Linked DNA regions of Mus musculus: all the other regions are linked to region 1. Evidence: chromatin loops called from intact Hi-C (ENCODE). Cell type or tissue: left cerebral cortex. All regions are shown on one strand.

Evidence for each region. Peaks named below come from ENCODE experiments on the same cell type or tissue, not always from the same donor. Only the 100,000 strongest peaks of a DNase experiment are listed, where the experiment ranks them.
Region 2: a loop joins it to region 1, with 2.8 times the contacts of the local background. A loop is called at or near these places in 12 of 42 quality-filtered maps.
Region 3: it touches region 1 in a loop (4-fold over the local background); 11 of 42 quality-filtered maps call a loop at or near these places.
Region 4: a loop joins it to region 1, with 2.9 times the contacts of the local background. A loop is called at or near these places in 9 of 42 quality-filtered maps.
Region 5: a loop joins it to region 1, with 3 times the contacts of the local background. A loop is called at or near these places in 3 of 42 quality-filtered maps.
Region 6: a loop joins it to region 1, with 3 times the contacts of the local background. A loop is called at or near these places in 3 of 42 quality-filtered maps.
Region 7: a loop joins it to region 1, with 2.5 times the contacts of the local background. A loop is called at or near these places in 6 of 42 quality-filtered maps.

The regions. Positions count from the first base shown.
Region 1 is chr13:23,681,629-23,685,628 of GRCm38, reverse strand. H2ac6 (H2A clustered histone 6) reads left to right here and starts at 1,670. Exons shown (of 1, transcript NM_178189.5): 1 at 1,670-2,156. The coding sequence starts at 1,712. The coding sequence ends at 2,104. It overlaps H2bc4 (H2B clustered histone 4), which reads right to left and starts at 1,430. Exons shown (of 2, transcript NM_023422.3): 1 at 1,008-1,430. The coding sequence starts at 1,397. The coding sequence ends at 1,017. In left cerebral cortex, no CTCF peak of the experiment used is centred here; DNase peaks (open chromatin) are centred at 103, 871, 1,540 and 2,128; H3K4me3 peaks cover 2,424 bases; H3K27ac peaks cover 1,863 bases.
Region 2 is chr13:21,721,445-21,725,444 of GRCm38, reverse strand. It overlaps H2bc14 (H2B clustered histone 14), which reads right to left and starts at 3,401. Exons shown (of 1, transcript NM_178200.2): 1 at 2,919-3,401. The coding sequence starts at 3,347. The coding sequence ends at 2,967. It also overlaps the pseudogene H2ac14. In left cerebral cortex, CTCF peaks have their summits at 1,803 and 3,764; a DNase peak (open chromatin) is centred at 3,437; H3K4me3 peaks cover 1,022 bases.
Region 3 is chr13:21,713,044-21,717,043 of GRCm38, reverse strand. H2bc13 (H2B clustered histone 13) reads left to right here and starts at 861. Exons shown (of 1, transcript NM_178199.3): 1 at 861-1,333. The coding sequence starts at 901. The coding sequence ends at 1,281. It overlaps H2ac13 (H2A clustered histone 13), which reads right to left and starts at 632. Exons shown (of 1, transcript NM_178182.2): 1 at 185-632. The coding sequence starts at 622. The coding sequence ends at 230. In left cerebral cortex, CTCF peaks have their summits at 573 and 2,130 (motif pointing left); DNase peaks (open chromatin) are centred at 734, 1,297, 2,120, 2,671 and 1 more place; H3K4me3 peaks cover 1,984 bases; H3K27ac peaks cover 1,593 bases.
Region 4 is chr13:23,430,746-23,434,745 of GRCm38, reverse strand. C230035I16Rik (RIKEN cDNA C230035I16 gene) reads left to right here and starts at 3,729. Exons shown (of 4, transcript NR_015492.1): 1 at 3,729-4,000. n-TAagc13 (a tRNA gene) reads right to left here and starts at 3,334; the gene lies at 3,262-3,334. It overlaps n-TYgta7 (a tRNA gene), which reads left to right and starts at 1,669; the gene lies at 1,669-1,756. Gm40833 (a long non-coding RNA gene) reads left to right here and starts at 74. Exons shown (of 3, transcript XR_873170.2): 1 at 74-325; 2 at 1,058-1,115; 3 at 1,216-1,450. In left cerebral cortex, CTCF peaks have their summits at 2,037 and 3,747; DNase peaks (open chromatin) are centred at 1,681, 2,006, 3,272 and 3,783; H3K4me3 peaks cover 2,771 bases; H3K27ac peaks cover 819 bases.
Region 5 is chr13:21,732,801-21,736,800 of GRCm38, reverse strand. H4c11 (H4 clustered histone 11) reads right to left here and starts at 1,767. Exons shown (of 1, transcript NM_178210.2): 1 at 1,345-1,767. The coding sequence starts at 1,705. The coding sequence ends at 1,394. In left cerebral cortex, CTCF peaks have their summits at 2,498 (motif pointing right) and 3,239 (motif pointing left); DNase peaks (open chromatin) are centred at 1,347, 1,824 and 2,524; H3K4me3 peaks cover 1,733 bases; H3K27ac peaks cover 544 bases.
Region 6 is chr13:21,773,413-21,777,412 of GRCm38, reverse strand. No RefSeq gene overlaps it. Among named protein-coding and RNA genes, the nearest start is that of H1f5, 5.2 kb to the left of the region's middle. In left cerebral cortex, no CTCF peak of the experiment used is centred here; a DNase peak (open chromatin) is centred at 2,130.
Region 7 is chr13:21,822,961-21,826,960 of GRCm38, reverse strand. No RefSeq gene overlaps it. Among named protein-coding and RNA genes, the nearest start is that of H4c18, 7.2 kb to the left of the region's middle. In left cerebral cortex, no CTCF peak of the experiment used is centred here; no DNase peak of the experiment used is centred here.

The DNA.
Region 1 (4,000 bases):
CATAATGTAATCCTAAACCATATCTAGGCACAGCTTCTAGAAATAAATGATGTAGATGATAGCATGCTGTTAACTTCTGTGGGGAAGAGAGCAAGTGTACTGTTTCTTCGAACAGGCAAGACAAAGGCTTAGATAAGTGGGGCCGGAAGAAGCGAGCCAGTATTTATGGCCAAGTTTGTTCAGGGGGCAACTAGGGTGATGGAAATATTCGCCTTTCATTTGGACAAGCAGAGGACTAAACTCCGCTAATGACTCTGAAGTCCTTATATTTTGAATTGTTAAGTCAACAGACACAGCAACGGCGTTCGTTTTGGGATTTCTTGCATTAAGTCCTTCCAGTTCAGCCTCTCCCCACTGCTTGCTTCGGATCTTCTCATTTCTCTAAACTTTCACGTCACTTGGACTATGAAAATTTAGTATGGCCAAAGTACGGTAAAGTGATACATTTGCATTTGCATTTGAACAATTCAGTTCCGTCTTTTACCAGAACTTCAATGCCGTAAGTTTGACAATTCCAGGTCATATTTTAGAATACTCTACCAAGATACTGGTCTAAGATTTCATGCTAGATAGCTCGGTAATCTGATATTAAATCTACAAATGAAAAGCCTGTCCTTTGTTACAGACCCCTCATGTTTAACATCAGTCTTGGAGCCACTTCTTTCCAAAGTAAAACCTACAACTTATAAAAGACAAACTTCCTAATGGCAACAATTATCCTCTTCAAAGTCTGTCACTCCTGTCCTACAACTTTGTTCTGATGGACTCAAGTCCGCCTCACCGGAAGTGACGTTTGCAAGGCTTTTTTTTTTTCTCCCAACAAAATGGTTGTAGCTAAATGTAACCAAGACTGAAATTAAGCTAAAAGTATCCCACTGCCTTTAAGATTTATAAGCACCTGTCATCTGCTTCTGGGTAAAACTGAACGCACTGTTCTACCACAGCTCTCTCTTTGAGAAAGTGGGTGGCTCTGAAAAGAGCCTTTGGAATTCGCTACGGAGGCTTACTTGGCAGGATCACTTGGAGCTGGTGTACTTGGTGACGGCCTTGGTGCCCTCCGACACCGCGTGCTTGGCCAGCTCCCCGGGCAGCAGCAGGCGCACGGCCGTCTGGATCTCCCGGGACGTGATGGTCGAGCGCTTGTTGTAATGCGCCAGGCGGGACGCCTCGCCCGCGATGCGCTCGAAGATGTCGTTCACGAACGAGTTCATGATGCCCATGGCCTTGGAGGAGATGCCGGTGTCGGGGTGCACTTGCTTCAGCACCTTGTACACGTACACCGAGTAGCTCTCCTTGCGGCTGCGCTTGCGCTTCTTGCCGTCCTTCTTCTGGGCCTTGGTCACGGCCTTCTTGGAGCCCTTCTTCGGGGCGGGAGCGGACTTCGCAGGCTCAGGCATCTTCGGATTTCCAAACACAGGAACCTCAGTGTGGGCTGGGAACGGACTTCTCCTACTTATAGGGCGTTTATGCTAATGAAGGATTTCGAACCAGTCTCAGCTAATTGGAAGAAGAAAAAGTAGTGGGTTCATGGGTGGGATTATGCAAATGAAGTTTCCAGAAGCAGATTTTCTATTGGCTATATCAATGAGCTCACTTGTAACCAATCAAGTAGTAGCGTTTACTACCCAGGAACCTACTATAAAAGCTGCCGCGTCTGTACAGTCTTGGTAACTTGTTTTTACTGTTCTGTTACTTACACAGCACTATTACTATGTCTGGACGTGGTAAGCAGGGCGGCAAGGCTCGCGCCAAGGCCAAGACCCGCTCCTCCCGGGCCGGCCTGCAGTTCCCCGTGGGCCGCGTGCACCGGCTGCTCCGCAAGGGTAACTACTCGGAGCGCGTGGGCGCCGGCGCCCCGGTCTACCTGGCGGCCGTGCTGGAGTACCTGACGGCCGAGATCCTGGAGCTGGCGGGCAACGCGGCCCGCGACAACAAGAAGACGCGCATCATCCCGCGCCACCTGCAGCTGGCCATCCGCAACGACGAGGAGCTCAACAAGCTGCTGGGCCGCGTGACCATCGCGCAGGGCGGCGTCCTGCCCAACATCCAGGCCGTGCTGCTGCCCAAGAAGACCGAGAGCCACCACAAGGCCAAGGGGAAATAAGCAACAGAATCTGCGGAAACTTCAAACCCAAAGGCTCTTTTCAGAGCCCCCACTTTTTCAAAAGAAGAGTTGAACAGGATACTCTATTGATAATTTCTACCCTAATCTGGTGGGCTCTAGATAGTAACGACTGGTCTTGATTGTTAACAGTTTTAATTACTTGGGAGTATTTTTGTAGAGTAAACTTTATTAAGATTGGTAGTACCCCCTAGAATTTGATAGATTGGGCAGCTTAAAGTCAAAGGTCTCAGAACTTCTGGTCTAAGCCGAATACTAATGTTTGTCAATGTAAGCCAGCTGAAGGTTGTATGTTTTTAGTACTATAAGCCTACCACCTACTCCGTTATGTCCGACCATGAGTCTGTGTTTGTCCTCATCTGCTGCAGGAGTTTCTCTGATGATGGCAGCTCATTCTAACTCACATGCAGGTAGTCATGGAGTTCTTATGAATTACCAACGTTATCCATTTTTACAAAAATTTTACATTTTAAAGCAAGCTCCTTGGTTGTTCCCAGATTTCGAATCTGTTCTTGGCTGGCTTGGCTGGCCGGCTGGCTGGCTGGCTTGCTTTTAGAGACAGGGTTTCTCTGTATAGCCCTGGCTGTCCTTGAACTTAGATATTTGCCTGCCTCTGTTTATGGAGGGCTGAGAATAAAGGCAATGCACAACCATGCCCATTGGTGTGTGTGTGTGTGTGTTAACCAGAAATTAGTGCTTGCAGTCTTACTGATACTGGAGAACCCAGGCAGCTTCTTCCTCCTTCCCCAGCAGTTATTCTAAAAGAAAAATGATCGGATGCCCAGAAACTGTGAAGATAAAGGGCTGAGGAAAAAATCACATTGACTCCCCCTAGGAGAAAAAAAAAAAAAAAGTTCTATGATCATACCACCTAAATGTGACTGATTGTAGAAGATAAGCAGTGTCAGGCCTAGTTGACACTCCGATGGGAGGCCACGTAGGAATATTGGGTGCTGTGGGCTTAGAAAAAATAAAATGAAAATGAAAAAGGAGTTTTCTGAGTTGTTTGGGTTTGGGAGAAACGGATCTCATGAGACCCAAGCTGCCTGGGTACTTACTACATAACTAAGACTGGCCTTGGACTCCTGAGGTTTCTGCCACCATTTCTCAAATGTTAGGAGTACAGGCATGAGTCAACATGCCTTGCTGAAGAAGAATGGCATTGTTTGTTTATGCTGGGTCCATTATACCTCAGGCTGCCCTCAAACATGCTGGGCAGCTGAGAATGACTGTGGACTACTGAAATCTCTTGCCTCCGCCCTCTAAGTGCTGGAACTATAGTTGTGACTACATGCAAGCTGGGCTTACGAAGTCTGATATCACTGTGCATAGCTACTACTGTTTGGTCAGGAGTCCAGCTCGGGATTCCTTCAAGTTTGAGAACCTGGATCCTTGGATCTCACTTACTTCATATCAGCTTTGGAATCATTTTCATTTCCTTGTCAATTTTCTTTTGAGCGGAAATTTCCCAGGTGTGAGACCTTCAGGAATGCCTTTAAGCTCCCCTATCCCAACATCTTTCTGTGTCTGTGTTCACTTTGCTATGAAAAGACCCTGACTCTGTAGTGTGTACCCTGAAATTAGAAGAGCACAGGCTGATCAAGACAGATGGCTGCTGGGTAGGCACCACTGCATGCTGGGTAGATATGTGTTCCTCACTAATCCTTGTAAGCAACAGTCAAAAACAAGTGCTATTGCTATTGTAGATGTTTTGATGAAAAACAGAATAAAGAAATTAACTAAGTCCCTGGGATTAGAAAACATACACTTCAAACACTGATATTTTATAACCATCCTCACCTAAGAGAGTATGAGAAGAAAAATTGAAATAGTGCAAAATTATTACATAATGGGTACCCTTTGTTATATAGAGGATTA
Region 2 (4,000 bases), 2.0 Mb after region 1:
TTCACGTAATAAAGCTTTTCTCCTGTTAATCTACCGTTGGCTTATGTCGTTGATATAATCATTGAACAATGAGATCATGTGCACTATATAGGTATGCTGTCTGAGTTCACCAAAAAGTTCTCTCTGAGAGTCAGGAGTGTTGGTTGCACTACTCCCCAACCAGTTCTGTCTCAAGTATGCTAGTCTCAAAGTCTCTTACAGATGGTTGGTGGCAACACACTCCTTTAATCCCACCATTAGAGAGGCAGAGACAGGCAACTCTCTGAATTCCAGGCCAGCCTGGTCTATGGAGTGAGTTCCAGGGCAACCAGGGCTACACAGAGAAACCCTGTCTTGAACACCCTCCACCTTCCAACCTCCACCCCCAACCTCCTGCCCCATACCCCCCCAAAGAATCAGTCTCTTACAAGCCCCCCCGCCCTAAGGATTAGCTGGCGCTCCTACTGTTGCATGGAAGGAATGGAACAGAATATCGCCCAAGCATAAAACATTGTGCCTTAGAAGGTAAACCATGTGCTAGGGAGATGGCTCAGTGGTTAAGAGCATTGATTGCTCTTCCAGAGGTCCTGAGTTCAAATCCGAGGAACCACATGGTGCTCACAACCATTTGTAATGGGATCTGATGCCCTCTTCTGGTGTGTCTGAAGATAGCTACAGTGTACTCATATATATAAAATAAATTAAAATCTTAAAAAAGAAAAACCAAGCAAACAAAAAAAGAAGGTGAATGATTTTTAAGATATGACATTCGTTTATCGCATGATTTAAAAAGGAAAAAAAATGTTAGTCCTCCAGTTATAGGAAACTCAGCCACGGAGGAAAACTCAACAGGGAACTCAGCTAACTATCCCTTCCCCAGGTGGTTCCTGCTTCATGTTGTAAGCAACTGATTTGATGGTGTCACCTGCACAGTTGCTATTTGTCTTTTTTACTTTAAAGTCTTCCAGGAAGAGACACTGTTCTGCCAGTGACTCCATAAAATCCAGCTGACTGCCTCAATGATGCTTCCTCAATTGCTCTCTGCTGGATATTCTGAGATCCTACGTGATGAAGTTTTACTGTCTGTCTGCTTCTTCAATTGCTGTTTTCTTTTTGCTTTTGATTTCCTATATACTTAATAAACTGACTCATTCAAAACTGTAGTGGGGAGTACCTACAAGGACAGCATGCAGCAGGCTGAGGAAGGACGACTCTTGTAAGTTCCAAGCAAGTCAGGGTACAAAGCACTCTCTCACTCTTAAAAAAGAAAGTAAAAATAATAAAACAAATTTATTGACAGAGTTTTAGATGTTTCATTTTATAATGTATTACATATTTTCTTTTCAAGGTTTGTATAATTATTTTGGAAAATAGTTCATAGCTGAGTCTCTACATTCATACAAGACAGGACATATAAGTTATGACTTCAGTGCAGTCCATTCTTATTTAATTTCCTCCACTTTAAAACCGGGAAAACAATAGAATTTGTTCCACAGGATACTATAAAGATCAGAGATAATAATTAAAGAAAATGGTTAGAAAGTCATATTAAGATCTTACTCTATAACAGCTTAAATTCATTTTGAAATCTGTGTACTAAAATTTCATTTATATTTGTGCTGGTTAGTGTTTATTTGACACACCTAAACTCATCAGGTGGAAGAGGGACCCTCAACTGAGAAAATACATTTATTAGATTGACCTGTGGATAATTCTGTGGGGGCTTTTTTTTTTTTTTTTTTTTTTTTTTAATTAATGATCGATGTGGTTGAGACAAGGTTACATGGATCAGTGCTGCCACCCCTGGGTAGAGTGGTCCTGGCAGGTGGAAGAAAAGCAGATGTTTGCTTTCTGCCTCTGCTCCTGCTTGAGTTCCTGCCCTTTCTTCAAGGATCAGAAAGGCCTTGTAAGCCAAATGATCCCTTTCCCGAAGTTGCTTATGGTCATAGTGTTTACAACAGCAATACAACGCAAAATAGGACAATAAAATTATCTACCTTTATGTGACTATTTACTACTCTATCATATCTAGTAAATGTACTAGCCTACTGATGGGATTTAGAAATAATTTTCATTTTCTTGACATTTCTATTATGCTTGAGTGAACCTTTACCTAGGATGATTAAGAAACAAAACAAGCTGGGCATGGTGGCACACGCCTTTAATCCCAGCACCCTGGAGACAGAGGCAGGTAGATTTCTAAGTTCGAGGCCAGCCTGGTCTACAAAGTGAGTTCCAGGATAGCCAGGGCTACACAGAGAAACCCTGTCTTGAGCCCCCTACCCCTCAACCCCCAAGGGAGGGGGGGGAGGGAGGGGGGGGCACTGCTTGAAGGTAGAATCCCAAACCTATAATAAAAAGGGCAATAACATTAAAGCTTTTTGAGGCTGTTTCTCCTTTATAGTCCATTTTGAAACACCATACCAATAAAATCTTAATTAAGTGCAGTTAAAAAGTAGGTCACACCAAATAACAGTACAACACAAGACAATTTTTAAAAATCAACAAATAATTTAGAATTACCTGGCAAGTCTGTTGGAAAAACCAGGGGCTTGGAAAGTCAAACCTGGTTGTAAAGGCCTGGAATCCCAGACACCGAAATTAAGGAAGATACAGTTTGAGGCCAGGCTGGGTGGTTATGGTAATTCCATATTGGTCTGCAAGAGACCTGGTGCCAAGAAAAAGTCAAGAATGACCCAGAAAAGGAATGGTGCCATGTGGCATAAGGACAAACTCAGCTGCACTTTTACAAAGTTAACTGAAGTGATGGCAACCTTCCAGTTTGAGATTAAAATAGGAATCAAGTATCAAAACCAGATTAACAGAAGGGCAGATTTATAAATATTAAATGGTCTGCATTAGTGTTTTCTTAAAGTGAGGAATGTACTCTAGACAAAACCCTTGGATTTGTGCTGTGCTAGCCCTTTTCAAAGAACTGCTTAGTGGCTCTGAAAAGAGCCTTTGTGTTTGGAGTGAGTCAGACGAACTCACTTGGAGCTGGTGTACTTGGTGACCGCCTTGGTGCCCTCCGACACCGCGTGCTTGGCCAGCTCCCCGGGCAGCAGCAGGCGCACGGCCGTCTGGATCTCCCGGGACGTGATGGTCGAGCGCTTGTTGTAATGCGCCAGGCGGGAAGCCTCGCCTGCGATGCGCTCGAAGATGTCGTTCACGAACGAGTTCATGATGCCCATGGCCTTGGAGGAGATGCCGGTGTCGGGGTGCACTTGCTTTAGCACCTTGTACACGTACACCGAGTAGCTCTCCTTGCGGCTGCGCTTGCGCTTCTTGCCATCCTTCTTCTGGGCCTTGGTGACGGCCTTCTTGGAGCCCTTCTTCGGGGCGGGAGCGGACTTCGTTGGCTCAGGCATGTTACAACACAGATAAACTGCAATTTGTCTGTATAGAGGAGGCGAAGTGAACGCCCTATATACACGCTGTTATGCAAATAGAGACGAGAGATAGTCGCATGTTTATTGGTTAGTTTAAAATTACACCTATCCAATGAGAATGCATATTGTTCAAATTTGTGTTTCTACTGGTTAAAATATTAGACCCTTAGCCAATGCTACGTCTTCATTTTTAGCGCCATTCAGTCAATAACAAAGAGTGAGCTACTCTTCCGCCTCAGCACTTTTATTGTACACAGCATTTTGTTTTGTCCAGTCGCAGTGGCAAGGTTCGCGCCAAGGCCAAGACTCGCTCCTCCCGGGCCGGCCTGCAGTTCCCCGTGGGCCGCGTGCACCGGCTGCTCCGCAAGGGCAACTACTCGGAGCGCGTGGGCGCCGGCGCCCCGGTGTACCTGGCGGCCGTGCTGGAGTACCTGACGGCCGAGATCCTGGAGCTGGCGGGCAACGCGGCCCGCGACAACAAGAAGACGCGCATCATCCCGCGCCACCTGCAGCTGGCCATCCGCAACGACGAGGAGCTCAACAAGCTGCTGGGCCGCGTGACCATCGCGCAGGGCGGCGTCCTGCCCAACATCCAGGCCGTGCTGCTGCCCAAGAAGACCGAGAGCCACCAC
Region 3 (4,000 bases), 2.0 Mb after region 1:
GTTCAAGATGTGTCTGTTTTATGTACTAGGTCCGAGGTTGGGTGCCTGCCTTCCAAAAACCAATATACTCTTAGCTAAGGTTAGGGGGTTGAACTAACCACAAGCCAGGGAAAACTAGGAGAGGTAATACACGTATTTCCCACAATGCACTATCCCAGTAGTGTTTAGGTCTCTTTGGAGAAAGTGAGTGGCTCTGAAAAGAGCCTTTGGTGATTCGTAATGTTTGGTTTCACTTCCCCTTGGCCTTGTGGTGGCTCTCGGTCTTCTTGGGCAGCAGCACGGCCTGGATGTTGGGCAGGACGCCGCCCTGCGCGATGGTCACGCGGCCCAGCAGCTTGTTGAGCTCCTCGTCGTTGCGGATGGCCAGCTGCAGGTGGCGCGGGATGATGCGCGTCTTCTTGTTGTCGCGGGCCGCGTTGCCCGCCAGCTCCAGGATCTCGGCCGTCAGGTACTCCAGCACGGCCGCCAGGTACACCGGGGCGCCGGCGCCCACGCGCTCCGAGTAGTTGCCCTTGCGGAGCAGCCGGTGCACGCGGCCCACGGGGAACTGCAGGCCGGCCCGGGAGGAGCGAGTCTTGGCCTTGGCGCGAGCCTTGCCGCCCTGCTTGCCGCGTCCAGACATAACTCAGCTGTAGATAACCACCGCAGTAAGAAGCAAAAACGGTATACGCATAGTATATATAGTCAAGGCTGGACGCGAAAACGGAGAGATTTCATTGGTTACACATTGGTTACCAATGGCGCCCTGGTTTTGAAAATCCCTTGTTTTGATTGGACTGTTAGTACATGACGTATGGTGATTCAGGTTCGGCATAGCCGTAAGTTTGTTTAAAATGCAGCCAGAACAGTCATTAACTTTTAGTTATCCTTTTTCAACTTAGTTCACTTCATCCTCTCAGTATGCCTGAGCCCGCCAAGTCCGCTCCCGCCCCGAAGAAGGGCTCCAAGAAGGCCGTCACCAAGGCCCAGAAGAAGGACGGCAAGAAGCGCAAGCGCAGCCGCAAGGAGAGCTACTCGGTGTACGTGTACAAGGTGCTGAAGCAAGTGCACCCCGACACCGGCATCTCCTCCAAGGCCATGGGCATCATGAACTCGTTCGTGAACGACATCTTCGAGCGCATCGCGAGCGAGGCTTCCCGCCTGGCGCATTACAACAAGCGCTCGACCATCACGTCCCGGGAGATCCAGACGGCCGTGCGCCTGCTGCTGCCCGGGGAGCTGGCCAAGCACGCGGTGTCGGAGGGCACCAAGGCAGTCACCAAGTACACCAGCTCCAAGTGAGCTCGTTTAACTCACACTCCTAACTCAAAGGCTCTTTTAAGAGCCACCCACACTTTCCTCTGGAAAAGCTGTTGCACATGCGTGGTTATTGATGACGCTTCTCTTGCCTTGGACCTAACAAGGCATAAGGTAAAATGCCAAAAGATGCAGTAAGCAGTTTGCGTTTGGAAGTTAAGGGTTAATGGACAGTCAGGCTTTGCCTCTCCGGTCAGTTGAAATATAATTCGCAGCAGCCTGTAGTTTTTATTTACGAGTGTGCACTGTATCCTGAAGCTTTAAATTAAGCATTAACTGGTATTCACACCCCAACCAACCAACCTTTCATTCCTCCTAACTGAAAAGTATGCTGCGTAAGCACAGGCCAGTTGTCCTGCGTGGTTGTGGGTATTTATCGTACAAGCGAAAATGGAACCTGAGTGTAAATTCACGAGAAAGTATGCTTCAGAGAAGCCATCTTCAAGACTGATTTGAATGTCCATGGTCCTAAGTCCAGCTGCAAGCGTCAAAACTGCATTTAAAGCCAGTGGGCCCCAGCATGACCGCTGAGTTGGAGGTGAATTAAAAGCGTGGGGTAGCCCCCCAATATTAGTGGGACTTCCATGCACCATCCAGGTTCTGCAACTCTCCATAATTCCGATAGTTCAAAAATCATTTTTGATGTTTCATGATATTAGCGTTCTCCGTTACCTCGTGACCTCTCTTCTGTAAATCATATTTTGTAGGTCACCATCGCAGTCCCTCTGTATGAAAACCACTTCAGTGTGCAGTTAAAGCAGGACAGGTGGAGGGCTAAAGAATAATCTAGTTTTGCAGTGTTGTGAAATGTGCTGCTCTTTTCTGCCATCTTGTGGCCACAAACAGAATCATAAGCCTTGGGTGTTTTTCATCCAGACTGAAAATGCTGTGACCAGTGAGTTACTGTAATGTTACTATTTTTTTTTCCTAGTAACGTTGAAAGAGTTATATTAACTTCTCAAGAGTCATTCGTGTGTGACTGAAGGAGAGGAGGCAAGACAGACGAGACTGGAGCACATAGAGGGAGAGTCTGGTCAGAGCTGTCAGAAACAAAAACTACACAAAATCAAATTAAATCATTCTAAAATACCTGAAAACATTAAAGACATGTTTTTTAGTTTTAGATTTCTGTCCCCTATTTTTTGGCATTTTCCAGTGCTTATTTATAACCAAAGATATTATTAAAATATTATTAGAATGACAAGGTTGCATATGAAACAGAGACAGATATTTTCTTAAAGTTCAAGATCAAGGCATGAGCAGATATGGCTTCTCCTGAGGGCTCTCTCTGGGATTTGGCAGGTGTCTACCTTCATGTCCGTGCCCTTGACCTTTTCAGTCTGGTGTCTCTCTGGTAAGCACCCCACTCTTAGGACCATTCTTAATGGAAATGGACTGAAGGCAAGTCACTAGGAAGGTGGTCAGCCACTTACCTGCAGCTCCCGCCTGTGAAGATCCTGTCTCCAAATACAGTCATACCAAGGACAAGAGCTGACCATGGGCATTTAATCTATCACCACACTTAACACTATATTTTATTTCAACCTGCTATTATTCCACATTTTCTTTCATTTTAAAAGTCTGCATTTAGTTAACATTATAGCTAAATCAACAACTGAAGATTTTCTAAAACGGAGTTTATGTGAGTTACTCACGGGGTCCAATAGTCATTGGACATTTGAAACCACCTTTCATTTCTAAAAATTTTCTTGACATCCATGCCTCCTGACATTGTTGGCTTGTATTTTTTGTTTTGTTTTGTTTTGTTTTTAATTTGATAGTGTATGAGACACTTAGGCCCCTAATCCTGCCACTCTAGTTTCCCCAAATTTTGAAAGAAATTAGGAAGCAGAACTGAGTAAAGTAGATTCATTCAGTTAGACGAGGTCCCATGCACTCTCTACTTTTCCTGTAGCAGTGTTACAGTTTTATAGACACCATAAAAAGAAGCATTGGGTTCTAGGTGAGTTAGGCTGCCCTGCTGTGAGAACTGCTGGAGTCAGGATGTCAGCCTTCCCCTTCCCCTTCCCCTTCTTGGGATTCCTGGAGGAAATCTTATATTTTTAGTTATGAGCCTAGCCGTTTAATGGCCGAGCCATCTCTCCAGCCCTCCTAGAGGAAATCTTAATTTTTTAGGTCCATTGTCTTAGCATTCCTCTTTCAATAAGGAGCAGAACATGTTTTAATAGTTTCTTAGCTCTGTGATAAGAACAATCAGAGTGTGGGTACCCATAAAGCCGGTAGGAACTGGCAGGAGCTGGGGAGCGGCAGTGCCCACTGTGTTCCTGGACAACACAGTTTCACTGGCTGGGGCTTCCAGTTTTGAAGAAGGTATGTGTTTAAATATGAAATAGCCTAAATCTTTTGTATGTTATCTAGCAAACATTTAGAATATGACCCAGACTAAACAAACAAACGTTGCTATTGTTTTTTAATCTCAAAGTTGAAAAACTGGATATGAACAAAAATTTCTGGACCCCAACAAACTCATGAAGTGTCCTGCCACCGAGGCCTGACTCAAATGCCCAGAGTTTCCCAGTTGATTCTCCACTAAGAAGACATTCCTTGCTTGGCCCCTCTAGGCAGAGTATAGGGTCTCACATAACAGACATTTGAAAGCTAGTTAAGACAAAAAAAAGTAAGCCGTAAAGAACAGCCTTGACCTCCTAACAACAGCGAGGTGAGGGTGAAGGGTAAGAAATGT
Region 4 (4,000 bases), 250 kb after region 1:
AGTTGCAGTTTGCAGGACGGACTGGGCCTTACATGAAGGAAACAGGAAATCCTTTGCTCAAGTTACCTGAGCAGGCAGCAGAGAGGACACGGAAAGGAACAGCAGCATGTAATGAAGGTCCTCAGCCACCTCGGACCACAGTTCAAGAGAGCCTCCTTGCGGGATGTAATTGGGTTGGGTGCGACCTCTTGGAAAGTCTTCCGGATTGAGGAGCACAAACTACAAAGTTACACAAAACAGAAAATGGATTTCCACTCAAGTCGCTCCACAGGAGTCTCATGGAGGACAGGGCTGTTGATCAGGGGCCTGCATTCATCTACAAGTGGTAACAGTGGGGTCACCCTTCAATTTATGCTTTGGTGAATAATGCGAAGCCGAGGAGGAGGAAGAAGAGGGGGGGGAGGAGGAGTATTCTTTCAAGAATGTATTTATTATTTTTGCAAGTTCTCCTTTTAGATTAACAATCATGGAATTGAGCCTGTGAAAGTACATTTGAACAAAATGGACAATATTAAATACATCTGTAATAAGCTAAAATAAGATAACCCATTCAGTCAGCTGGGGTTGGGAAAGAGAATGTTATATTCAATTTACTCCGATATTTCTTGAAGACATGAAGAGGTTAGTCCTCAACTAAGTGATTAATAGTCTGCTTTTTATTCTTGCTCAGGGAAACAAACAGAACAACAAAATCCCACAAACACTGAACAATAGCAGAGAACTCTTTCATTGTACTACAGGGGAGTGGACACTGCTAGTCCACTGGTGGGGGATTGTTTGCCTATGTGTGTGACTCCAATGTACAGCAACACAACGATCTTTAGTAGGCTCTGAAGAATAATAAGACAGATTTCTGATGTCCGATGTGTCTGTCGTGAGTAAGGAAGAGTAAGAGTCATTTGGAGTTCCTCATGAACTCAGGGAAGCCGAAAGGAATTCTAATACCATCAAATTAATTTGCATTTGAATCCTACTTGAACCCAGCATGGAGACTGATAATTTAAAACTATATTAATTTCATCTTGACAGTCTTTTTTTTTTTTTTTTTTTAATTAAGAGCTAATGTGGTCTCCTTGTTAATCGACAAAGACCAATGTCAGTTAAAGGACGTTTTGGTATGTTTCTCCTCCCATAGTCTTATTTTTATTCATCTTTATCTTATTCTATCCTTTCTCACCTTTGCTTGTTTGTTTGTTTGTTTGTTTGTTTACACAGGCTTTTACTTTGGCTGGCCCTAAACTCACTATGTGGAACAGGCTGTGGCTGGAGTTCACTAAGATCTCACTGCTCCCGACTCCCTGGCTTTGGGATTAAAAGTGTATTCAACCACATCCGGACCAACCATAGAATTTTGCTGCAACTACAGACTAACATGTCTCAAATCTTGCTGACAAACAGGGGCAAACGAGCTGTTTAAATTCGCAATAAAAGTTGGTCCTCTCAAAGCCCTTAATAATTTTGCTTCTGTTTCCTTGGTTTTCAAACTTCCGTTTTCTTCAGGGGCCAAGTCACAGAAATTTGGCTCTGAAGAGATACTGAAATAAAATAAGAGAATGAATAAATGCAAACTAAAAAGTAAGAGGCAGCTGTTACTTGCACAATGATTGATACAACTCTAACCATCACGCAGAGATGGCATCCCAAGTAGGGAAGCAAGTACACGTGGATCCTTCGATAGCTCAGTTGGTAGAGCGGAGGACTGTAGGTCATTGTTCTAGAAATCCTTAGGTCGCTGGTTCGAATCCGGCTCGAAGGAACCCTTGTTTTTTTTAGCGTCTGGGAGCTCGTTTCCGAAAGAATTGAGCGGGACTTTTCGTATTTGACTGACCTCAATACTACTCTCGATGTGCAAAGTAGTGACTGTAGATTTTATAATTTGTTCTCTGTAATAGTTTTTAATACTTCCAAGCAGGCTTTGACGTCATAGATCACATAACCCCACCCCTGGAGATCCTTGTGCCCTGGAATAAAGGGGCCGGCGACGACCTGTAGACACGAGGTTTGGGGCCGGGTGTGCTCCTGAACCCGCCCAGTGGCCGAGAGTGAATACAGGTCCTGTGGTTAATCGGTGGGGCACGCGCGCCCTCCAGTAGTCAGAGCGTTCTCAGCAGCTGGACCTCAGGCTCAAGTTTCTCAGTAGGCATCTTCCTATCACCTCACGGCAGGAGGAAAATCCTGTTCCTTCAAGCTTTTGGTTTAACTATGTTACGATGGTTTTGTTTCAAGAGTCTGGGGGGAAATTGGTGTAAATCAGAATGACCTGGAGACATTTTACAACCTAGGGGATGCGAATTTAAAAAGTTATACAGGCGATTTTAATGTGCTGCAAGGGCTTTAAAACGCTGCTAGAGCGTTTCTCTTAAAAAACAAACAAAACAAAACAAAACAAAACAAAACAAATGGCATTGCTGGAAACGGAATGGCAGTTTTAGGGGAGAAATGCAAGAGGAGATTTAGTTCAAAGAAAATACAGAGAAACCCTGTCTCGAAAAATAAAAAAAGAAAAGAAAAAAAAAGAAAGAAAATCTCACCTATCAGTAGCGCATATTTGCTAATTTTGTGCTAATCCTTTTAAACTGCGTTACTCCTGCTCTCAAAATCAGTTACCTGTAGAATCGTGTCAATGAGAGATTAATATTAAGTAAGACAAAGTAATTGACAAAGATTTCAGTTCAACATATCGAAAGTTGTACAAGGGTTTTTGTGCTTGCAATTTCTTGTACCTTCCATCCCATGTGTCAGAACTTTTCTCTAAGCAAATAATTTTCAGAAAGATAGAAAATAGTTCAATTTTTTTCTTTAAAGATAACGTTTGGGCCTCGGATATAAAATATATTAGATAGTCCTGGACTAGGCGTTTCTGCAAGGCACAGTAAGTTCCAACCCACAAGAGCTGGTCCTACATTTCTTTCCATATCTTGGGCTGTATTCCGGGATATTCCAGTGCCGGTAACTGAACTGAAACAAAAAAAGCAAACGACCTAGATCCAAACACCGCTATATACGCTTCCCTGTCTCAACAAAGGGAACGCGTTTGCGCGTTAACAAAGGGAAAGCTGTGAGAACTTGATAGGAAAACAGGAAATACCAACTCCAGAGCTCCAAGCCATTTCCTGGAGAACAGTGTGTGGTAGGAACTAGGCCCTTCCGGGTTGCTGAGAGAACTTCTGAAATTTAACTATAGAGGTTAGAAGTAACGGATTTGGTTGTTCTTGTTCTAGCAGGGTATGATGGGAAAAGAAACAGGCATAAATGCAAAACTGGAGAATGCGGGCATCGATCCCGCTACCTCTCGCATGCTAAGCGAGCGCTCTACCATTTGAGCTAATTCCCCTTCTGATGGTAAGTGGCTGCTACCTTACTCCCTTTTGATAACTGGATGTAATTCAATGCTCGCTGTTATTTTCAGCTCATCAAACAGAAATTGTGGGAGTGGGAGTGGGGTGGGGGTGGGGGTGGGGTGGAGGGGGTGTTAGTGTGTTTGTTGATATGATTTTTTTTATGTCTAATAAAATCCGAACAAGATGATAAAAACTGAAGTGGAGAAAGTAAAATGGAGTATTTAAGAAAGAGTTTCCTGAGTTAGGGTTGGTGTTTTATAATCCCAGAACTGCAGGGAAGGGGAAGAAAGAAGTCCTAAGGCAGGAGAATTGCCCCCTCTTTGAGGCCATCTTGTTTTACATAGCAAAAAGTGAGATTGTGGCTTGGTTGTCACGGAACAGTCCCGGGGTTACTTGCGCCCTCTATAAATGAAAGACGGTACCGCCAGTTCTGGGAATCGCACAGGGGTGCGTACAAATGGACCAGGACGCGGAGAGCACGGAAACAACGGTGCTGGGACCTTGTGCACAGAATCCAGATGCCAGATGGGAATTAAACATTCGGCCGAGAAAAGCAATCTAGTTCCCTGGGCTCGACTTTGACTCACTCCTTGGTCTGCACCAATCCTCACATCCCTCAGGTCCTCTAACTTTTACGACAGTATCCAGAAATCGATTCT
Region 5 (4,000 bases), 1.9 Mb after region 1:
AAAAACAGCACAGGATCTAAGGTCAAGTTTCAACAGATGGTATAACATGAAAAGTTTCTCTACTGCAAAGCAAACAATCAGAACAGCAAATGGACAACCTACAAAATGGGATCAAATCTAGGCTAGCTCTGTATAAGACTGGAGATTATGTCCAGGATTTACAAAGAACTCAGGAAGTGAATGCTAGAAAAATGAAGCTGCTGATCAGCACATAACTTGAATCAATAGTTTTCAAAACAAAGGTAAGTGGTCAGTGACTATTGTTAAGTGCTCAACAATAATCCAAGACATCAGGGATATGCAAATTAAAACTATTTAATGTGTGAAGTGGTTTGAGATACCACTTCAGTTAGGATGAAAGCCATCAACAAATGTTGGCAAGGATGTGGAGGGAACTCTGATTTACTGGTATTGGGGTGCGGGGTGGGGTACAAATCAATACAGCCACTGTGGAAATCAGTTCGGATATTCTCAAAAAATTAAAAATAGAACTCCAATATGACAAAGTTATTTTAAACCTGAGCATATATTCAAAGAATATAGAGAATCATAGAGATATTTTTTTACCTCAATGTTAATTACTGCTTTATTCACAATAACAAAGAATTGGAATCAACCTAGTTGCCCATCTACAGAGAAATGGATAATGAAAAATTTGTTAATCAAGCAAACATACATAAATATTACTCATCTCTAAAGAAAAATGAAGTCATAAAACATGCAGGAAAATACATGGAATTAGAATGTGTATTAAGCAAAACCACATGCTCTCTCCCATGTGGAACAGACTAAACGCAAGCATTGGACAACTTAAATTGTTTCTATTGACATTTATGTGGAAGTGTAAACGTAGTAACAGTGTACCTTCATTAACTGTTGACTCTTGGCCGTTTTATGATTTATTAATTAAAGTTTTATGGCTTATAAAAACTCAATTCAGAAATTCACACCTCCCCCATATTGGCAGTTTTATTCAGAATTTTATTGCATCCGAGACAGCATAGTTTATAAAGCCAGATCAACCTCATTCTACACAACTGAATGTACAAATCCTGAACTTAAGTGGTCTGTCGCAAGGTATGAAATGACTTAAGTAGGGAAGCATCCTTAAGAGGTGGAAGCAGAAAAATGGGCAAGTATAATAAAACTGCCTAGAACAAATAAAAAGAGTGAAACCATGTGAACACCTAGTGAACTCACCACTTGACAGGACTATTCAGCTTTCCTAGCATTGTTCCGCATGCAAATTAAGCACATACATGTTCGTTCTGATTGGACAACCTGTTACGAGCCGTTTTCACTCCAGTTCTCAGTTAACAAGCGTCAGCTCTTCTGTAAAAGATGTGGTGGTCCTGAAAAGGACCTTTAGGGAAATATAGTGTAAGCGAGCAGCTTAGCCGCCGAACCCGTAGAGGGTGCGGCCCTGGCGCTTGAGCGCGTAGACCACGTCCATGGCGGTGACGGTCTTGCGCTTGGCGTGCTCCGTGTAGGTGACGGCGTCGCGGATCACGTTCTCCAGGAACACCTTCAGCACACCGCGGGTCTCCTCGTAGATGAGGCCGGAGATGCGCTTCACTCCCCCGCGCCGGGCCAGGCGGCGGATGGCGGGCTTCGTGATGCCCTGGATGTTGTCGCGCAGCACTTTGCGGTGGCGCTTAGCGCCACCTTTACCGAGCCCTTTCCCGCCCTTACCTCTGCCAGACATGACTGCACTCAGGACAGCTCAGAACAGAGATGCTGACCGGGAGCCTGAGCGCCGTCTTTTTATACTGTAGCGGGCGGACCGAAATGAGAACCTGCAGGGAGGAGGCGGGAAGTTGCGCCCGCGGCCGTGGGGGAGGGGAAGACTTACCAAAAAGAAAAAGGGCGCCTTTTGTTTCCCTGTCTGTGCTTTCTGAGGGAACTAGCTCCTCACGCCCTTTTAAGAGTTTGGAGAATCGAGCGCACAATCAGTACACTGATTGCACAAAATACAGAAAGCCAAGCGGCCCCTTAACAACCGGTAACCCCGTCCAGAGAGGACACTGCAGGCGGCTGCTAAGGCGCTTTGGTGCTCAGTACACACTTTCCACCGTGCAAACCGTGCTCTGAATTACCTTGTGTTCCTTCTCTATTGTAACCGCATTTCAATTTTTTTTTTTAGTTCAAACTTCCAAAAGGCCATTTTAATATGTTTATAAGAATTTATAGAAACCTTTAAGCCGATTTCAGTTCACAGTTTGCTTGGACCCCTGCTCACACCACACAATCTGGGAAACCCTGTCTGCTGTCCTTCCCTCAACCCCATATGCTTGGAGAAAACTTCAGGCTAACATGTCATCACCCTCACCTAAGAGTTTCTGGCAACCAACCCTGGCTTGGAAAAGGGCAAGACAGGGTCTAAACACTATCTCAGTCGCCCTTGGGGTGCCTACTTCAAAATTTATCCAAAGTGGGCTGGAATCCAAAATGCCTGACTTTCCTTTGTTCTTTGGTCTGCCCTCAGTACACGCTGACCCGTCTGGATGGCCACTAGAGGGCACTCTTGACTATAACATCCTTCGTGATCTTGAAATTTTCTGCTGGTTTAAGAATGGTCTGGACTCCCTTTGTTCACGTTTTGGGGGAACTGAATTCTTGTCCCTCCGTCTGTAGTGCTCGATGGCTTAGGCCAAGGTTGCAGCATTTTCAGACATACAGGGACTCAGACCTCGAGCAACCGTCATCTGAATCACTGGGTCTCCACCCCTTCTCTTCTTCTCTCCCCCTCCTACACACTAAGTGCTTTGTCTAGTGGACAGCCTTCTTCTCTGCACCCAGGCCTTTCTCCTATTCCACCTAATCCTTTCCCAATCCCACCCCACCTCCCCCACCCCCCCCCCCCAAAAATCACATACTCTGCTTACTGAAGTCTTCTTGCCTATACCAATGCCTTCTGTCTTCCCCTCTGAGCTAAAGGCCATGCACAATTAGCCTCTTCCCCTTACCCACCTTCTTCCCCTCCTCCCTGCTCCTCCTTCTTCTTTACAGGTTCCACTTATAGGTTAACCCTCTCCCCTTTATCCACTTCCACCCTCCCTGCCTACTCTGCTTCCTGCCTCTACTTCGTTGCTGACACCCACACCCTGGCCCCATCCACACTGGCCTACTACCCCTGGAATCTCCCCTGTAGCCTCTTATACAGGGTCCCACCAAACCTGTGCTCCCTTCTGCCCTCTCCAGGAAGCAGTTGGAGTTGAGGGTGTTGTTGAGTTCATGTTCCTTTTCCTCCTCAAGACCTCCCCAGATTGAAAAACTGCTAGGATCCTTCTCTGTCAACCGGTCTGCCAGTGTTAAGGCGTTCCGGTCCCTTCGCCAGTCATTAACATGAGGCACGACCTTTATATCATCCAGGCCTCCACTCTCACTCTCACACAGTGTGAATGTGTGCCAGCCAGCAAGCAGACCAGACCCATCTAGTGGACGATTGATAGTGCTGTGCTTGTGAGTCAAGTTGACAAGGAGCAATTGTGTTGCTTTTGTGTGTCAGCTTGACACAAGCTAGAGTCATCAGAAAGGAAGTGGCTTCAGTTGAGAAAATGCCTCCATAGGATAGAGCTGTAAGGCATTTTCTCAATTAGTGATAGGTTGGGGAGGGCCCAGACCATTCTGTGTGGTGTCATCCCTGGGCTGGTAGTCCTGGGTTCTATAAGAAGGCAGGCTTAGCAATCCATGAGAAGCAAGCCAGTAAGCAGCACCCCTCCATGGCTTCTTCATTAGCTCCTGCCCTCAGCCCTGCTTGAGTTCCTGTCCTGACTTCCTCCAATGATGGACTGTGATCTGGGTGTGTAAGCCAAATAAACACCCTTCCCCCCAACTTGTGTTTTGGTCACAGCAGCAGAAACCCTAAGACACCGCAGCATCTCGTGTCTAAAGTCAACTGTGCTCTTCTGCCATAATATACTTGGGGATTCAACTTAGCCAGGGCTCTAAGACCCTTATCTGCAACTGTGTGTGGCCTCTGAGGGACCTACAGCCCCCA
Region 6 (4,000 bases), 1.9 Mb after region 1:
GTGTGTTTACAGGCAGAGTAAGAAGGGCAAGCCCAGCAAGAGAGGAAAGGAAACACTAATTTAGGTGCTGTTTTTTGATGCTGCTATCAGTGTGCCCTGTGTTCTGGACCAGGAACACTAAGGTGATGACACAAGTGCCAGGGGTGGCCTGTCTAAGCAGCCTTCCCTCTTAACATCCATTCTTACCTGCATCCCTGCTACTGCCTCTCCCAACGCTGGCATTTTCTGTTCCTTGCCACAACTGTTATGTGGCATTTAGCACCCCACCCCTCCACCACTGCCTTAGTTTTGCTGTATTCCAAAAGAAATTGTGAAAGAGAAATTGGTTAAAAGAAATGATTCATTTATAGTTTGACCCAAATCTGGAAAAGAACCAATTTCTTTGCCAATGTGACTGTGGCACTCTAATGTTTTATAGGAGATAATGAGATAAGGGTGGACTGTAGGGAACTAAGATAGGTTTACAGGGCCCCTTCGGCAAGTGAACACCATTGAGCCTAAGGCACAAAGACCTGGGTGCTCTTAAACTCTCATCCGTCCAACTAGGACACACAAAAGTTAAATCCTGGCTTCTCTAGTGATGACCCTATGGGTTCAGAGGGACAAAGAGGAACACCTACAGTGGTGAGCGGCTAGATGATCTCATCTGTCATGCTCAGTTACCTTGTCTACCCTCCTCCCTTGTATGTCTGCCATTGGGGGTGGAGGGTGCTTTGCTAGGGTGTGGCATGATCTACATGAAGTGTGTTCACAGGTGACACTTCCAGACAAGTACCTTCTGTGTTGCAGCATGGGAGACACAGAGCTTAGAGTTCTTCCGGGACTGAGTTAAATTTATTATTTTAGAGTGCTAAGTTGTTGTGTTGCAGAATGCTGTGTATGGAAGCACTAAGAATAGTGTGATGGTTTGTGTATGCTAGGTCCAGGGAGTGGCACTATTTGGAGGCCTTGTTGAAGCAGATGTGGCCTTGTTGGAGTAGATGTGTCACTGTGGGCATGGGCTTTAAAACCCTACTCCTAGCTCTCTGGAAGGGAGTCTAGCAGACTTTACATGACGTCTTAGAACTCTCAGCTATTCCTGTACCATGCCTGTCTGGATGCTACTATGTTCCTGGTCTTGATGACAATGGACTGAACCTCTGAACCAGTAAGCCAGCCCCAAATTAAATGTTGCCTTTTATAAAACCTGCCTTGGTCATGGTATCTGTTCACAGCAGTAAAACCCTAACTAAGACAGAAGTTGGTACCAGGAGTGGCATACGAACCCCCACACACAAATCTCCATTGGATTTAAGTTAGTACTGAGAGTAGGGTATTACTGTGATAGGCCTAACTATGTTTATGTTTGGAAGAATGTGGATTTTGGGACTTTGGATTTGGAAATCCTTGGAATGCTTTAAGTGGGGCTTAATTGGCCAACCTACTAGGAATACGGAAGACAGTGGTGCTAAGGGTCATTTGAACTGTTTAGGCGTGCTGGCCTAAGATGTTTCAATGGAAAAGAACTGTAATATGTGGCTGAGAGACTGTTTTTGTGAAGAACATGGCTACTTTTTGCCCTGTCTAAAGGAGTCTGCCTGAGGCTAAGGTAAAGAGACTCAGATTAATTGCACTGACAAAGGAAGTCTCAGTAATACCCACCGGAGATTTGTTTTTTGGTTAGGTCTTATGAAGAGCATTTTAACAAACATAGCAAGCTGAGGAAGGAAAAATAAAAAATGTATAGTTTGAATATTAAAGGGACACCAGGAAGTGAAATAGAGCTGAGTCTTGTGTTCAAGGATATTAAATTGAATTAAGGGAGTAGTGACCTTGGGGCAAAGTTCTACCCAGCTAAATTTAGATCCAGGCACTGTTGTAGAAGCCTTTAATTCCTAGAGACAAAGACAAGCAGATCTCTGAGTTCAAGGTCAGCCTAGAACAAAGCAAGTTCTAGGTGAAGAAAAAAAAAAAAAATCCTGGTTTGGTGGACCACATCTTTAATCCCAGTGCTTAGGAGACAAGCATGCACATTTCTGAGTTCCAAGTCAGTCAGTCTACGGAGCAAGTTCCTGGACAACCAAGCTTAGGCAGTGAAGGAGTTGGAAAACAGAAAGCTGGTGATTATGTAAGAGAACAAGGGGGCCATGTTCCAGCCCCAGCAAGCAGCAGAACTTGGCAGCTTTGGAATTGTGTCTCTGGCTTTAGAGTCCAGAATAGAAGGGACTACTGGGACAATTGATACTGTTTAGCTGGAGCTAAGAAATTAGTGGTGATTAAGAAGAGACCCCCCTGACTGAGGTGAACTCTGAGAAGTGTTTTCTGAGAGCACAAAGAAGCTGTGTTTCAGAGATGGCCAAGATTGTACCTCCTGCAGCCCTGTAATTGAAAATATGTAAGAGTTACCCAGGTGGTACTGGTTTTGAAGGCATGAAGGGGTCATGAAGAGCAGGTGAGGCTCAGCACTGTGAGAGGCCGGGGAAGGCCATTGGTGAAAGTGCAGCCTCAGTTGCAGTTGATGGCCCAGGACTGAAGGTGTCATGCAAAGAAGTTGAGGTTTGGCACCATGAAGAGAACATATGAGAGGCTATTGGTGAAGCCTAGTTGCAGTGGAAGTCCCCAATGTGTGCCCTTTCCCCATCCTTGAGTAGGCTGAACAAACCCAGGAAGGTTTTACAACCTATTTGGAGTCGCCTGGCCTCACTGCATTTGCAATTTCCCACAGGAGCTTTGAGGAGTAGACAGCCTGATGAGCTTGCTTTGCAACTCAATCCTGCTGAAACAAAGGTTGGGGTCTGTCGGGTTTCCTTATATAAACTGCAAGTGCTGAAAATTAAACTTTGAGCCTTGATAAGAAACTGTCTTGGCTTCATTCTTCTCTCGCCCTCCCACCCCTCCTGCCTCCAGTTCCTTTTTCATTCCCAGCCTCCCTTTCAGTTCATCCATGACTGCTGGACAGCTACACCAGTGTATTGGAGATGCCAGTAACATGGGATGATCACCAAAAACAGCAGCTGCAGTGGAGTGGATCAACCTGAGCTTAGAGTGCTACAGAGGGCAGAGCTGGAGAAGTGACGCCAGCCATTTAGAGGAGCCGAGAAGATCATGTGTGGATCCCAGACATTGGAACATGAAGATGTAACACTGAAGTTGCCTTGGAGACGCCAAGATGTTAAAGATGCCAGAGCCATGGCCTATCTGCTGAGGAAAGCTGCTAACAGAGAGTGGAACCAGTCCAGGAGAAATATGTTTGTTACAGTCAACAAAGATGAAAAAGGAGCTGGAGATCTGAAAACTGCTTTGACATCAGACATGGAGATGCAGAGTTTGGAGTTTGCCCAGTTGGTTTCCTGTCTTGATTTTGGGATTACAGTTAAGTGATTGGATGGATCTCAGAAGAGACTTTGAACTTTGGACTTTTAACTTTGTTGATACTGCTATAGACTATGGGGACTTTGGAAGCTGGGGTACTTGTACTATTTTATTATGCTATGATTAGGTATGGCCCCCAAAGTCTCATGTGTTTGAACAAGCCTATGGGGAGTTGAATGTGGTAGTTTGTATGCTTGGTCCAAGGAGTGGTACTATTTGGAGGTTTGGCCTTGTTGAAGCAGGTGTGGCTTGTTGGAATAGGTAGGTCACTGTCGGTGTAGGCTTTAAGACCCTACTCCTAGTTGTCTGGAAGGGAGTCTTCCATTAGCAGTCTTCAGATGAAGACTTAGAACTCGTAACTCCTCCTGTACTGTGGATGCTGCTATGTTCCTGCCTTGATGAGAATAAACTGAACCTCTTCACCTGTAAGCCAGCCCCAATTAAATGTTGCCTTTTATAAAACTTGCCTTGGTCATGGTGTCTGTTCACAGCAGTAAAACCCTAACTAAGACAAACAGCCAAGTGACCAAGTTCACAAAGGAGAGCCTTCTTGTTAGACCTTCTATTTCTTGCTTTCTAGTTCTCTTTTCTCTTCAGGACTTGCCTCAAACCTTACATTCTTGAGTTCACAAAACCTGTGCCACCATGT
Region 7 (4,000 bases), 1.9 Mb after region 1:
ACTCATTTATAGTCTTCTCTTGCCTCAGTACTGTAAGTCACTCCATCCTGTGTTTTTCTTACCCATGAGTACTTTGTGCTCAGTCTGGAGCTCTCAGATGTAATTAGTGAAGCCCCTGCCTATCCACTGTTACTTTAAGAAGGTGAATTTACAGCATGACTGCAGTCCTCTAGTGCAACTTGGGCCACAAATAAACAGGCCCCACCCGAGTACATTACACAACAGTTGTGTGTCAATCAATCACCTGATAATAAAAGTCATAAGCTGTAAATTGGGAGAGGAAAATCAACCCTGAGAAAGATTATTATATAGCTGTCTAGCTGCCATGGAGAACTGGGTACCTGAAAGGGAGGCTGGAAATGAAAAATGACGGGCGGGCAAGAGAAGGATGAAGCCAAGACAAAGGTTTCTGATCAAGGCTCAAAGTTTAATTCTAAGCTCTGTGTTTATATAGGAAAAACCCACAAACCCATCCTTTATTTTAGATAGATTTGGATTATGTGTTAGGCAAGCTCAGCAGGCAGTCTGCTCCTGTGGAAAGTGCAGGTGAGGCAAGGGCAAGGACTCCACCCTAGGTCGGTTAGGTCAATGGAAGACCAACTGTGGCAAACAATTCAGGTCTGTTTAGCCTACTCAAGGCTGGGGAAAGGCACAATTCCCCTGTTTTTGTTTTTGTTTTAAGGTGAGCTGGACTTGGGATTTACTTGTTGTCCATGATCCCCTCTAGGGTATAGAGTGGCTAGGCGGCCATGTCTGTCTTATGTCCTTGTCTCCTTCTTACCTGTTGTAGAGGACAAACATGGCTTTTTGGTGTTTGTCTCTATCTTAGGTCGAAAGGGGCTCAAGAACAGGCCTTCAAAAGTACTTTCTTTCCCATTCAGACAAAAGCCACGAAGGACATATGAACATGGACTCAATGCATGTCTTCATAGTGATAACTGCCACGGTGAACAGCTGAGCTTGCTGAAAGTGATCCTGTGTGAATGCAACCAATCTGGTTAAGATACAAAGTCCAAACGTTAAAAGCAACAAGATTAAAGTTGTCTGTGGGAGTATCCCAGGTATTCAATTCAGGTGCTAATTGGCAAAGATCAAACACAAAGTCTGGCCACCAGGTTTATAGGGGGTGGCTTTGAGAATTGATAGAAAACACTCTCTCTCCAGTAATCGTGGAGACTACAGTCCAGGTTAACTCAGCTGGCTGATAAGGATTTTGAGCCATCTTCATCGTTGGTATCAATAATCATTAGAAGGCTTGTGATCTGTATCCACTTGATAAACAAATCTTTCAGGAGCCATTGGGATCCATTTTCTTTTTGTGAAAAAACATCAACAGAACCTTGCCCCCATATTATGTACAGTATTTCAATCATGCCATGTGCCAGTAAGAGGATCCTTCCATTTCACCTAGGTGTGACCAAGCCTAGTTGTAGGGTGCCATAGACACTCAGCAGAGAGGTCTTTGGCATCAAAATTTTTAAAAATTTTAAAACAAAAAGAGCATTTTTAAATAATGTGGTGTACAGGGATATAATTCCCCCTATTATTTTCTTAAAGATGATATTGTTTTAAAGTTCCACAATACCTTGTATTTGACAATTATAAAGAATCACAGTAATATGGGTAATATTAAATTGTCTACAAAACATCTCATATGCTTGACTGTAATAGCCAGTTCCATTATCTGTTTTATTTTTTTTAAAGATTTATTTATTTATTATATATGAGTACACCTTAGCTGTCCTCAGACACACCAGAAGAGGGTATCAGATCTCATTACAGATGGTTGTGAGCCACCATGAGGTTGCTGGGATTTAAACTCAGGACCTCTGGAAGAGCAGTCAGTGCTCTTAACCACTGAGCCATCTCTCCAGCCCCCTCCATTGTCTGTTTTAAATTTGATTTGGAACACAAAGCTTAGAAAAATAATGCAGGCAATGACTAATTACATTTTTAGTTGCTTCTCCTGTTAAAACAGTTGCAATTAGAAAGCCTGAAAAGGTATAAATAGTCGCATGTGTATATTTTACTTTTCAAAAATCAGAAATATGAGTAACATCCATTTGCAATAATTGATTAGGTGTAAGACCTTGAGGATTAACAAAAATTATGTGGTACAGGTAGAAATTGAGGACACTGAGAACAAGTCTTTACAATTTGACTTGCACATTCTCTAGAAATACCAAATTGCTGTCTCAAGCTATTACTATTTTGATGATGGAAACATGAGATTGTATGGCCAATTGTTCCAGTGTAAGGCCTATAACTGGCACGGTATACAAATCTGCTGTGGCGTTGCCCTAAAGGGTCTGTCCAGGCAATCTAGTATGAGCTCTTAAATGTCCAAAGGCAGTCCTTTAAAGGATCAGTACTTTTCCTGAACTTGAGCTGTATTTGCATAAACAATTGTAAAATTTGAGAACTAGCAGTATCTAAAAAAGGAACAATTTCAAGCAATTGCAAACCATGATCTATATATTGGCTACCAGTATGCAAATTAAAAGCTTGGTTTTTCAACATTTTAAAAACAGTGCCTACAGCATGTATTTCAATTATTTGTGCTGAAGTGGAGGGAAACTCAAGAGAATAAACATGTGATGCAATCACATGTTTCTCTCCCATAGATGAGCTGTCTATTAATATAGTAGTAGATGCATTCTTTATGGGATAAATTTACAGGAAATACAAAAAGCAAAATTGACAACCATTATCCAAAAGACAAGTTGTTTCAATTTGAGTGAAAGAAGAGTGCATGTGGTATGTGTGTGTTATGTGTATGAAGTGTGTGTGAAAGAGTGAAAGGAGAACGCACAGAGGTGTGTGTGGGCGTGAGAGTTCAAGAAAATAAAAGCACAGAGGAGAAAAGCAGAGAGCACAAGAGAATGCAGAGAGAGTGTGTGCAGCCTCAAGCTGTGAATGAGCGAGAGAGAAAGAGAGCAGAGAGTGAAAGAGAAGAGAAACTTTAAGCCTTGAAAACTTGCCTGTCAGCTTGTACCCAAAAAAGCAGTCTGTGTATATTTATTATGCCCCTTGCAGATATCCCTGCTTCCAGTTGAGAACTCTGACCCTGTGTCGAGGCTGGACCCAGACATTCACTTGCTTGATTTTTTTCTTAATCACAGATATGGGTGAGCTAAAATTCCTGAGCCTGTGATCAAACTGCAGCCAATGGAACACTGGCAGTTTAACAATAATTTTTAAGTTTCTTTTGCAATATTAGAGCAAAACCATAAATTTGAAAAGCAAAATTCAATCTTTACAGTGTAGACATCTATTCTCTTTAGAATCAATGAGTATTACTTTCAAATTACAAAGTTTGGCTGCCAGTTCTCGTATATGAATGCACGACAGTGCAACTTTTAATACTTCATTAAAGAGACATTGTTTTAAATCCTGTCTTATAATTCTAGTTTCTAGGATAAGAATTACAGAAAATATTATCCCAATTTAGTAGTATCTTTAGAGACCTGATTTCCTTGGTTGGCTCATGCCACATGTTGTTTAAAATGACTCTAACCCTGAATTACCAGTTTTAACCTAACTTTCTTGTTACCAGTGTTACAATTTTTTAATCATTACCAATAACATATAAACCAATACTCTATAACCAAGACATGCATAACTTACTTATACCTTTAAAACCAGTCAAAAACAAAAATGAAGTGGCTACACACATCTTATATATTTAGACCAAACAAAATTTTCTTGCTTTTTCTAGCTGTAATTTCAAGAGAAAAAGCACCTTGTCACTTGCTGAACCCAATAAACACAATTTCTAGAGAAATTTCTAGAAGAAAACACCCATCAGCTTATTTACCATAAAATGTGAGAAGCTGCTGGCCCCTTTAAGAGAAACTTTTCTTCAGCTGTGCTTGACTCCCAGCTACAGTGCAGGGTAACTTATCAGTTTCTGCTGTGCAAATTAAGACTGCCTTCTAAACAAGTTAAGCTAAATCTAGCAGATAAAGTTTTAACCATTTTTTTCTTTTGAACATGAAAC